2 separate regions of the Homo sapiens genome follow, and region 2 is linked to region 1. The links are chromatin loops, found by intact Hi-C in ENCODE. Cell type or tissue: mammary epithelial cell. All regions are shown on one strand. Links, peaks and the distances in the headings refer to the core of each region. The heading gives the core; the rest is flanking DNA.

Evidence for each region. A loop is a pair of places that touch in the nucleus more often than their neighbours do. Peaks named below come from ENCODE experiments on the same cell type or tissue, not always from the same donor. Only the 100,000 strongest peaks of a DNase experiment are listed, where the experiment ranks them.
Region 2: a loop joins it to region 1, with 7 times the contacts of the local background. A loop is called at or near these places in 10 of 110 quality-filtered maps.

The regions. Positions count from the first base shown.
Region 1 is chr3:4,582,462-4,587,839 of GRCh38, reverse strand. All of the region lies in intron 4 of ITPR1 (inositol 1,4,5-trisphosphate receptor type 1), which reads right to left. LOC105376933 (a long non-coding RNA gene) reads left to right here and starts at 3,622. Exons shown (of 2, transcript XR_007095798.1): 1 at 3,622-4,269; 2 at 4,916-5,378. In mammary epithelial cell, for the core only: a CTCF peak has its summit at 3,173; no DNase peak of the experiment used is centred there; H3K4me3 peaks cover 736 bases; H3K27ac peaks cover 2,394 bases.
Region 2 is chr3:4,414,259-4,419,636 of GRCh38, reverse strand. SUMF1 (sulfatase modifying factor 1) reads left to right here. Exons shown (of 9, transcript NM_182760.4): 5 at 1,505-1,627; 6 at 2,395-2,509. It also overlaps the pseudogene MRPS10P2. Among named protein-coding and RNA genes, the nearest start is that of SUMF1, 50 kb to the left of the region's middle. In mammary epithelial cell, for the core only: a CTCF peak has its summit at 2,535; a DNase peak (open chromatin) is centred at 2,466; H3K27ac peaks cover 1,747 bases.

The DNA of each region.
Region 1 (5,378 bases), core at 223-5,222:
TCAGTGACAAAGATTAGATACTAAGCTACTAATTAGCAATGCTTGTCTTTTTAACAAGTCCTTCCCAAATTGAGACAGTTTCTCTTTCAGTATCTTCCCATTTTGCTCCTTTTTCTCACTTTATCCTGTGGGCAATTACCTCCAGTAGGTTGTTGGAAGCCACAAATTCCAGCCAGTGTGAGACACAATCCACTAAATAGACTGAAAGGGTAAGAGAGTACAGTCAAAATGCACAGTCCAGACCCCAGCTACTCAAAATGAGAAGTGTGGGCCGGGCAGGGTGGCTCATGCCTGTAATCCCAGTACTTTGGGAGGCCAAGGCAGACAGATCACCTGTGCTCAGGAGTTTGAGACCATCCTGGCCAACGTGGTGAAACCCTGTCTCTACTAAAAACACAAAAATTAGCGGGGCATGGTGGCATGCACCTGTAGTCCCAGCTACTGGGGAGGCTGAGGCAGAATTGCTTGAACCCGGGAGGTGGAGGTTGCAGTAAGCCAAGATTGCCCCACTGCACTCCAGCCTGGGCAACAGACCAAGATTCTGACTCAAAAAAAAAAAAAAAAAAAACCATGAGAAGTGTGAACCAGCAGCATCAGCAGCACTGGGTGCTTGCTAGAAATGCAGGCCCTTGGGCCTCAGTGCAGATCAGATAGCAGGCTGTTTCGGAATCTGCATTTTAATAAGATCACACAGTACACCTGCAAAGTTTGAGAAACTCTGCCTTAATGCAAAGCAAGCCGGTCGTCGAAATCTCCAGGGAAATGTAAAAAATATTTATTCCCGAGTCTTATACCAACTGCAAGGATGGAGCCAGGGAATATAATTTTTTGAATCTCCCGGGTGATTCCCAGTACAATCAAGCTTGGGAATCAATGCCTTAGAGAACCCGCAGGTCGGAGACCTACCTAAGAGGTGTATGAACAAGAGTCAGAGAAAACCACAATAAGGTAACAAGTGAAGGGAAGTTTAAAAGAGAGCATAGCAACAAAGCAGGGCAAAGATCTGGCCTCATGCAAGAAACAGTGATCACCAAACAAACCAATATGCATTTAATCTAGGTAGTCCTTGTACCACGAGCTCCAGAGACTAGTTGTATTAAAAAAAAAAAAAAAATCCAGCCTGGGCAACACAGGGAGACCTCATCTCTCCAGAAAATTAAAAAATTAGCTGGGCATGGGGACAGTGCCTGCAGTCCCAGCTACTCAGGAAGCTGAGGTGGGAGGATGGCTTGAGCCAGGGAGGTCAAAGCTGCAGGGAGCCATGATCGTGCCACTACACTCCAGCCTGGGTGACAGAGCAAGACCTTGTCTCAAAAAAAAAAAAAAAAAAAAGCACTCAAGGCTACTTGCCGCCAGACAGTGACTTAAATAGCAGTAAGAAGCAGCATAGCAAAGCAGTTAGGCCGTTTCTAGAGTCAGACTACCAGGGTTAACACTTCTAGCTAACCATGTTGCTGTGGGCATGTTAATCCTCTAAGCCTCAGTTTTCCTCAATAGTAAACCAAGGATATGACTAGCACCAGCCTCATGGTGTTGCTGTATGGTAGAAACGGGTAAAGCTTTCAGAACAGAACAGGTGCAACAAAAGTATTAAAAGTGCATGTTACCATGTATGTTTATTGCGGCACTATTCACAATAGCAAAGACTTGGAACCAACTCAAATGTCCATCAGTGATAGACTGGATTAAGAAAATGTGGCACATATACACCATGGAATACTATGCAGCCATAAAAAGATGAGTTCATGTCCTTTGTAGGGATATGGATGAAGCTGGAAACCATCATTCTCAGCAAACTATCACAAGGACAGAAAACCAAACACTACATGTTCTCACTCATAAGTGGGAATTGAACAATGAGAACACATGGACACAAGGAGGGGATCATCACATGCTGGGGCCTGTAGGGGGCTGGGGGGCTAGGGGAGGGGTAACATTAGGAGAAATATCTAATGAAGGTAACAGGTTGATGGGTGCAGCAAGCCACCATGGCACGTGAATACCTATGTAACAAAACTGCACGTTCTGCACATGTAACCCAGAACTTAAAGTATAATATAAAAGAAAAAAGAATTACACAGTTAAAAAAAAAAGTGCATGTTAGGCTGGGTGCGGTGGCTCATGCCTGTAATCCTAGCACTTTGGGAGGCTGAGGCAGGTAGATCACTTGAGGTCAGGAGTTCGAGACCAGCCTGGCCAACATGCTGAAATGCCGTCTCTACTAAAAATACAAAAATTAGCCGGGCGTGGTGGTGCACACCTGTAATCCTAGCTACTTGGGAGGCTGAGACAGGAGAACTGCTTGAACCTGGGAGGTGGAGTTTGCAGTGAGCTGGGATCGTACCACTGCACTCCAGCCTGGGTGACAGAGTGAGACTCTGTCTCAAAATAAATAAATAAGATAAAAAATAAAAGTGCATGTTAGTAGTAGTAGTAATCATAATTAGTATGACAAAGAGTTTTGTGTACCAGGACTGATAAGGACAGGTAACTAAATCCAACTGAGAGACAGAACTCTCTAGTGCAGAATGACTTAAGGCAGTTAAATCAAAACATTCTGTATATTCTATATAGAGAGGTAATTGGTTGGGTTTCTATGCTTGGCCCAGCATTAGGCAAATAGGTTCATAACATACCTAGCATATTGCTTTGAATTTTCACAAATTTGCTAGCTATTTTCTAAAAGGAAACAAATACCCAGAAGAGTATAGGACTGAACTGAGTATCAAGATGACAACACAACTGCCCGGGCAGGGAACAGCCGCACACAGTTAGGACCCTCGGAGGGTGGGTCTCACCAGCTCTCACTGACGTGGGTAGACCAGTAATACACTCTGACAGTGGGCAAGTCAGTTTTCATTCTGGTGTTTCACATTCAAAAGCTACCCTTCTGTTTTTCTCCTTTACTCCCTCCACCCAGTCGATTTCTAGATGTCTTGTATTTGCCTCTTCATTTGCTTCATTTTGTCTCTTCATTTGCTTCATCTCCTATGATGGGGACAGTCCCTTAACTTCACACCTACACTCCAGAAATGAACTGCAGGGCAAGGGAGATGAACGGGGGTCTTTCTGTGACAGGCAGGGCTGGAAGGGAGAAGCAAAGCCAAAGACAAAAAAAGCCTCCACCAACAGGTTCTTGAAAATGAAAGTGAGTTCCGGAGCTTCACTAATTCTCCCACTGAGTGGCAGCCTCCGCATTCTGGGAGGGAAAAACGTTTCCTTCGGCCCCCTCCCTCCAAACTCTTAATAAATTCAACTTCCTTTCACAAAAAAAAAAAAACCCACTAACTCTCTGGGCAAAGAGAGAAGGATTCACTTACATCAACCTCACTTCCTCTCCTCTCCTCTCCTCCCCGCTTCCCCGTTCCCACCTTTCATCAGAAAGAATATAACTATCTTTCTGAGGACTGGGGGGCCTGTAAACTTCGTTTTTAGGCTAAGACACAAAACGAATATAAGCTCCAAGGAATAAGCCACATCTTCTCATCTCTTTAAAACTTAGGCTAATTATTTTTACAACAATGCTACTTAGGAACCAGAGAAGGATAAGTTGTCAGGATTCTGGATTCCAGTTGGTTTGGGGGACAAGAAGGGGGTGAGGTGGGTGCTGAGAACATGACTTCATACATAATGAACATGAGAAGAATAAGTTTCCCTATAAACAACATCAGAGGAGGTACTGAAGATAATAATAAACTGTGAGCTTCATTAAAACTTAGGATGTGCAAATTTAACGTGAGCAAAATTATGTGTTTCTTATAAGGGATAGGAAAAAGCCCCCAAAGAGATAGAAAGAATGCAGAAATGAAAAGGATAATTGGGGAAAAGGCAATCTAAATACCAAGACCCTGGGAAAAGCGAGAAAGCCATGCCCATTCCAGGCCCTTGGACGAAGCAAAAAAGCCAGCATCTTTTGTGAGTACCTAGTTTCAAAGGGAAGTTTACATTGAACTATGTATCTGATGTGTAAACATCTCATTAGTGAGGGGTACATCACCACCAGCCATGGGTGGTGAGAATTCTTCAGGGTACCCCCATCCTGCAACTGCCCCAGTTCAAATCAGATACCCCAGAGCTGCAACCAAGCTCAAGTTCCCAGCGCAGAACTAGATGGAAGTGGGAAATAGTCCTTGAAACTGGTGAAACAGCCCTTTCCAGGAATAACGAACCCCGCAGCTTTACCAAATAAGGCAAGTGAAAGCTAAAAGCCAAGGAGGAACAGGCTCAAGCTGTATCTTTCCTAAAACTAGCCAGCTGGATGATAGAAATGTGAGTATCTCAATTCCACTAGCCTGGATTGCACAGGGGAAGAGAAAATGCTGAGAAACTACAAACGGAAAAACATTTTGCCAAGGAGAGGCCTGTAACGCACTCATCCCAGCCCCTGCAACAACCTTCAGGAAGTTTCAAACCCACGAAGCTGCTAAACATTCCCTGTGAAACACATAACACAAACTGGAACGGGTGTCCATGCTATGATTAGTGAGAAAAAAAAAAGTTAGTGAAAAAACGCTAACTTTTTTTTCCCAAGTCTACATTTGTAGAGTTTTAGAGCATGAAGTTCAGATATAACATGGATATTATCATAAAGTGACACAATGAATTTCCATTTTTGAAACTGAAAATATTTATGAGACCACTTCCATTTAAACGTTTATTTAGCTGTATTTTTTTGCTTCCAAAGAAGGTCCAAATCCAATTTCCTGTTGTAGCAGATCTCCCTTATAGGAGAAATGGCTTGATTTTTTAGAAATCTTCTTCTTCTCCTATATGCCAAGAGTTTGTACATGCTGAGAAAATTTTAAATAAATATTGGAGAGGAAGATTGCTAAAGTAAAGGCTGGTGGGTGAAAAGAAAGAAAGAAGGAAAATCTGCCTAGGGTTCTGATTTAGATTTCACCACTGTCTTCTTCAGGTCTCAGACAACGTGCCACCAGCCCAAAGAGCACAGACATACTAAAGCAGAGGCAGCAGCTTCCCTGAAGCACGCACAGAGCTGGAAGAAGGAGAACACATTCCATACATTTTTCTAGAAAGTCTAGTATTGCTTTCACTTCCCTTGAGTCATTTAGGTTTCTGAAAGCTAATCATCTCCCAGAAAAAATCTAACAGATGGTAAGACACTTTCACAGCCATAAAGAGATGTATACAAAGGGTTAAGAGGCTTAGAAAGAATACGTTGTCCAGTCAATTGCTAGTCTGTTCCAGAATGAATCCTCTCTATCCACTTCCTTTTCATGCAACATGGTCAACCACTCATCATCTTGGATCTTTTTTTGTCCTTGAAGTGTGGAGCTGATAACACAAATCTCAGCAGAATAGAGAAGCACACAAGACTATGTCCATCTTCACACCCACACCGGAGAACAGGCTGAGTG
Region 2 (5,378 bases), core at 197-5,196, 170 kb after region 1:
TCACATGATCTTGAGTTCCAGATTGGAATTCTTTGAAGCCACCATCTAACTGGAAAACCACAGAGAGCCAAGTCGGTCAGCAAGTCTCCAGGGTGGCAAGGAAATAATTATCTCAAGCAAAAATAGAGTAACACTTTAAACCCTGGAGATTGAGCAAGGTTTGGGTTAGGACTCAGCATCTCAGCAGCCCAAGAAACCTGCTCTCCTAACCTAATTTTTCAGATGCAGTTTTTAAGTCTCTATTTTTAACAACATTCCTGGTTATTGCCCTTATTGTCGGGGAGCTGCGAGTATAGGAAGTTCAGCTTTAGGGATATAGCCCCTTGACAAATGTCAAACATCTTTCAAAGCCTCAATTGGAAGCCGCTGTGCTGCAATTAGGCTTCGAGGTGGAAAGTCATAGGATTCCTGGGTTTCTCAGGTGGACTTGGCTTCTTAGCTCCCAGTTAATATCTGCTTTCCTGAATTTAGTAACAGAGGAAAATGCTAAGGGAGGAAGGAAAACCCAAAAGGGGAATGTATGTTATCCATGCAGTCAACACCGATGGATCTTCTGAGAAGAGTACCTCTGTTGTCTGTGCTGGAAACAGTGACTGGCACATGATAGGTACTCAGTAGATGTTTGTTGAAAGAATAAATGAAAGGCCTGGTGTAATTACTGTGGGGAATTCAAAGGTGTATAAGGAATGGACTAGGAATTTGTAGCCCACTTTTAAAAAAGTGAGCAGGGAATTCAGCCAAAGCCATCTAGTGCTGGGTGAATGAGTCTATCCCCTTTTTCTCAGTTTTTTTTCCCCAAACTTCCACACCCTTTATACCCTCAGGAAAAAAAGACCGGCCTCTTGTAGAGGAAAAGTAGAAAGACACAGAATTGAAAGCCAAGGGTCACAGGTTGGGTTCTCTGGAAACAGAGGCTGAAACAGAGTTTAGGATGCAGAATGTTAGGGCCCCACACCTGTAGAAAGCAGGGGCCAGAGCAGGACTGGGCAGAGGGAGAAGTCAAAGCCACAATGCAGGTCCAACCAAGCTCCACCCAACACAGGGGCCTCTAGGGTGTATATGGCCCATAGGTTGAGCCACTGTAGGCTGAAATGGCTGGCTCTGTATGCCCCTGCTGTGGTTGGTTAGTCACTGGTTTCTCTGAGATGGCTGTCAGCTCTGCTGAACCCCAAAGGAGCTGAAAGCTCCTGCTGGCCCTCCTAGCAGCTGGAGTATCTCCGCATCTGCCATACCAATGACATTCTGTGGGAATCCGAGCCTACAAAGTGAAGAAATGTTTTGAGTCTAGTTCCCAGTGGAACTGTAACCCATTTGGGAGCCTGGGTTGTCAGAAACCGTTGGTGGAGCATGACAGATGTAGCATGGCTGGGGTTTGACTTAAGGACCAGGATGACCTCAGTGTCACAGATTGAACTGAGGGGGATTATGGGCGCTTTGCTGAAGCCAGCTCCTGCTTCTTGTTCTGATTGGTGTCACTTTTCATTCTACTTTTGCTCTTCCCCAGGCCGGATCATCCAGTTCTCCATGTGTCCTGGAATGATGCGGTTGCCTACTGCACTTGGGCAGGGAAGCGGCTGCCCACGGAAGCTGAGTGGGAATACAGCTGTCGAGGAGGCCTGCATAATAGGTATTTAGAGGATCTCATTTTGCCTGACAATATGTTGGTCATTTGAACAAACAAACAACAACAAAAAACTCCATGGAACTTACTTTGGTTAGAAAGTTAATAACGACAATAATTCTTTTTCTTATTTTTCCACGAAATTACTTAGAAGACACTGGAGAATGGGTCACAAATCTTTTATCACCCCTAAACCAAGTGTCTGGCCAAGTGGGCTCCCTCCAGCCCCAAAGCAAGTCTTAGCAATTCAACCCCCTTGAGTTACATATCACTGCTTAGAACTTCTTGGCAGACTGCCCTGCTTTTAGCATTTTCTTATTTTAGGCATCTCCTGAAGCAGCGGTATGTCTCTGCTTCTAGAGCCATGAGACAGAAAACTCATGTTGGGTTCACATCTTCTAGGAAAGGCTCCTTAAAATAGCCCAGGCTTTATAAAAAAGTGTGGTGTGGTGGTGCCTGATCACACTACCATATAAGTCCAAAATGAGGTCTACTCTCCCAGCTTTCTATAAGTCCTTCTTTTAGTTTTGTGATTTATTTCAGGCCTCCTGAGTACCTGGGCAAGACTGAGGCTGTTGTGGACGTGACATGAGAAGTTATAAGGAAATTGAAAATAAATCCTGATTAAAAGCTTTATTTATTTATATATATATTTTAACTGGCTCACTCAGAACAAGCAAGCAATGTTCTCTTTTTCATTGCATCCCTTCTCTTGACTTTCATCCAAAACCTGTGCCTGTTTGACAGGCTGATGCCTGTGTCTCTTCTGACAGACTTTTCCCCTGGGGCAACAAACTGCAGCCCAAAGGCCAGCATTATGCCAACATTTGGCAGGGCGAGTTTCCGGTGACCAACACTGGTGAGGATGGCTTCCAAGGAACTGCGCCTGTGAGTAATGAGACCTCTGCAGGAGGGTGGCAGCTGCTGAGAACTGAGGCTCCCAGTAGACATGGGGTGAAAGGCATTGCTCACTTTGTGACTCACACGGTGTTCCCTTCGTGTATGCATTCACTGTTGCACGTAGCAAATACTAATAATTAAACAGATTTTCTTTTTGTATAATGGATTTCCCTTTCTGATTCCATAATACTTACTGTAGATTATTTGGAAAAATGAGAAGACTATAAAGGAGAAAGCTAAACTGTCCTGGAATTCTACCACCCAGAAATAATACCTGTTAGCATATTGGTGCATTTCTTCCCCATTTGTTCTCTGTGTTGATGATGCTAATAATGGCGTGTAGTTATTGAGTGCTTGCAATGTGCTGGGCATTGTGCGCCAAGGCATTTGCATGAATTGTCTCATTTACTGTCCATTCAACTCTGTAAGGTAGGTACTATTATCCCCATTTTCCAGGTGAGCATTCTGAGGCACAGAGAGGTTAACTAACTTGCTCAAGGTTACACAGCTGGAAAGCGGCACAGCTGGAATTTGAACCAGGTCGGTTTATTTCCAAAGCCCATGCTCTTAACTACCGTATTTGCCAGCATATGTGTTTCTGGTGTATATGTATCATATTTTTTTACATATTGCATTTAGGTAAGACTGGATACAGTATTTAAAATCCTACTATTTTTTCCTGCCTATATCAGAAACGTTTCATCTGTCATTAGCAGTATGCCACAAATACATTGTCTTTCAGCAGCTGGATAACCTGTCATAAATAAACCCCAATGTATTTACTGGAAACAGGTTATTTCTGTTTTTTTTTTCTACAGTGAACATCTTGTACATAAATATTAACCTACGTCTTTGATGATTTTTGAAAGATAGATTAGATTCCCAGCAGTGAAATAATTCAAAGTCTAGAAAACTTTCTGGGTAAGAGTTTCAGATATATGGCCAAACTGTTTTCCAGAATGCTTGGGGCATGTTTTCCTCTATTGGTGTATAAGAAATCTTTTCTCACCGTTCTTTTGCTGGCATAATCATATACTCATAAAGCCATGTCTTAGTCTTAGTCCCTTTGTGCTACTGTAAGAAAATACTACAGACTGGATAATTTGTAAACAACAGAAATTTATTTCTTGCAATTCTGGAGGCTGGGAAGTCTAAGACCAAGGCAGCAGCATGATTGATGTCGGCTGCATCCACCAGAAGGGACTAATGCTGTGTCCTCCCCTGGCAGAAGGCAGAAGGCGGGCAAAAGAGCACTCACTTCAACCTTGAGCCATTTTATTTACTTATTTATTTATTTATTTTTGAGATGGAGTCTCACTCTGTCACTCAGGCTGTAGTGCAGTGGTGTAATCTTGGCTCACTGCAACCTCTGTCTCCTGGGTTCAACCAATTCTCCCATTTCAACCTCCCGAGTAGCTGGGACTACAGGTGCACACCACCACACCTGGCTAATTTTTGTATTTTTAGTAGAGACAGGGTTTTACCATGTTGGCCAGGCTGGTCTTGAACTCCTGACTTCAGGCGATCCTCCCGCCTCAGCCTCCCAAAGTGTTGGGATTATAGGCATGAGCCACCGCACCTGGCCCTTTGATGATTTTTTAAAGATAGATTCCCAGCAGTGAAATGATTGAGTCAAAGGTTAGAAAACTTTTCTTGGTAAGAGTTTCAGATATATGGTTGAATTATTTTCCAGAACACTTGGGGCATGTTTTCCTTTATGGGTGTACAAGAGTTCCTTTCTCACCATTCTTTTGTTGGCATAATCATATGCTCATTTGAAATGAGCTCCATTCCAAAGACACAGGTGATGGCTTTTGTGGCCCTCATTTGGACAAGACCGTGATAATCATTTCTTTTATTTTTCTGTCTGTTTTTTTTTTTTTTTTTTTGAGATGGAGTCTTACTCTGTTGCCGAGGCTGGAGTGCAGTGGCGTGATCGTGGCTCACTCCAACCTCCGCCTCCTGGGTTCAAGTGATTCTCCTGCCTCAGCCTCCTTAGTAGCTAGGATTATAGCTGTGCACCACAATATCTGACTAACTTTTGTATTTTTAGTAGAGACAGGATTTCGCCATGTTGGCCAGGCTGGTAGGTGATCCTCCCGCCTTGACCTCCCAAAATGCTGGGATTACAGGCATGAGCCACTGCGCCTGGCCTGTGATAAGCATTTTTGATGAACCAAACGAATGATATAAGTGCCTGTTCATTTTAACAAAAGGCCATGACAGGGTTTTCTTGGACAGTTATGCATATTTGACAGCACTTGCAGCTACAGTTTCTTTTCTATTTAATTACATGAGCTACCAAGGAATATAGAGCCATTTACTCTTCTAAAATCAGTGTACCTTTTCAAAAAATACAATGTTCAATATGAAATAAGGACACTCTACAGATGTTTAGAATTGGAATATTTGACTGAAAGTTCAGCATATGTGTGGGAAATTGACCTGAAGAAGTTGCCATGGAAGTTACTAAAACAGATTAGAACATTTACTGGGAGTCCTAAAGGAACCAATTTGACAAACAGGACTAGAGGAGAAAGCAAGCAAGCCAGCCAGAGAGAGACAGCTGCCATCTGTGTTTAGAATGAGTCTTAATGAGATCTCTATCTTATGGCAATCGTTTACACGTAGTATCTCAAGTCCACCTAAGCTGCTCTTTTGTGTCCACATGCTCTGGTCAACTGGAGCAGGAATTTAACTTTGATAATGAGATGGACTACAGGGAAATAGCTCCCTGACCTGATATTTCATGTATTTATTATTTCAGGTCTCATTTTATTTATTTGAGACAGGGTCCTGCTCTGTTGCCCAGGCTGGAGTGCAGTGGCATGATCACAGCTTACTGCAACCTCAGCCT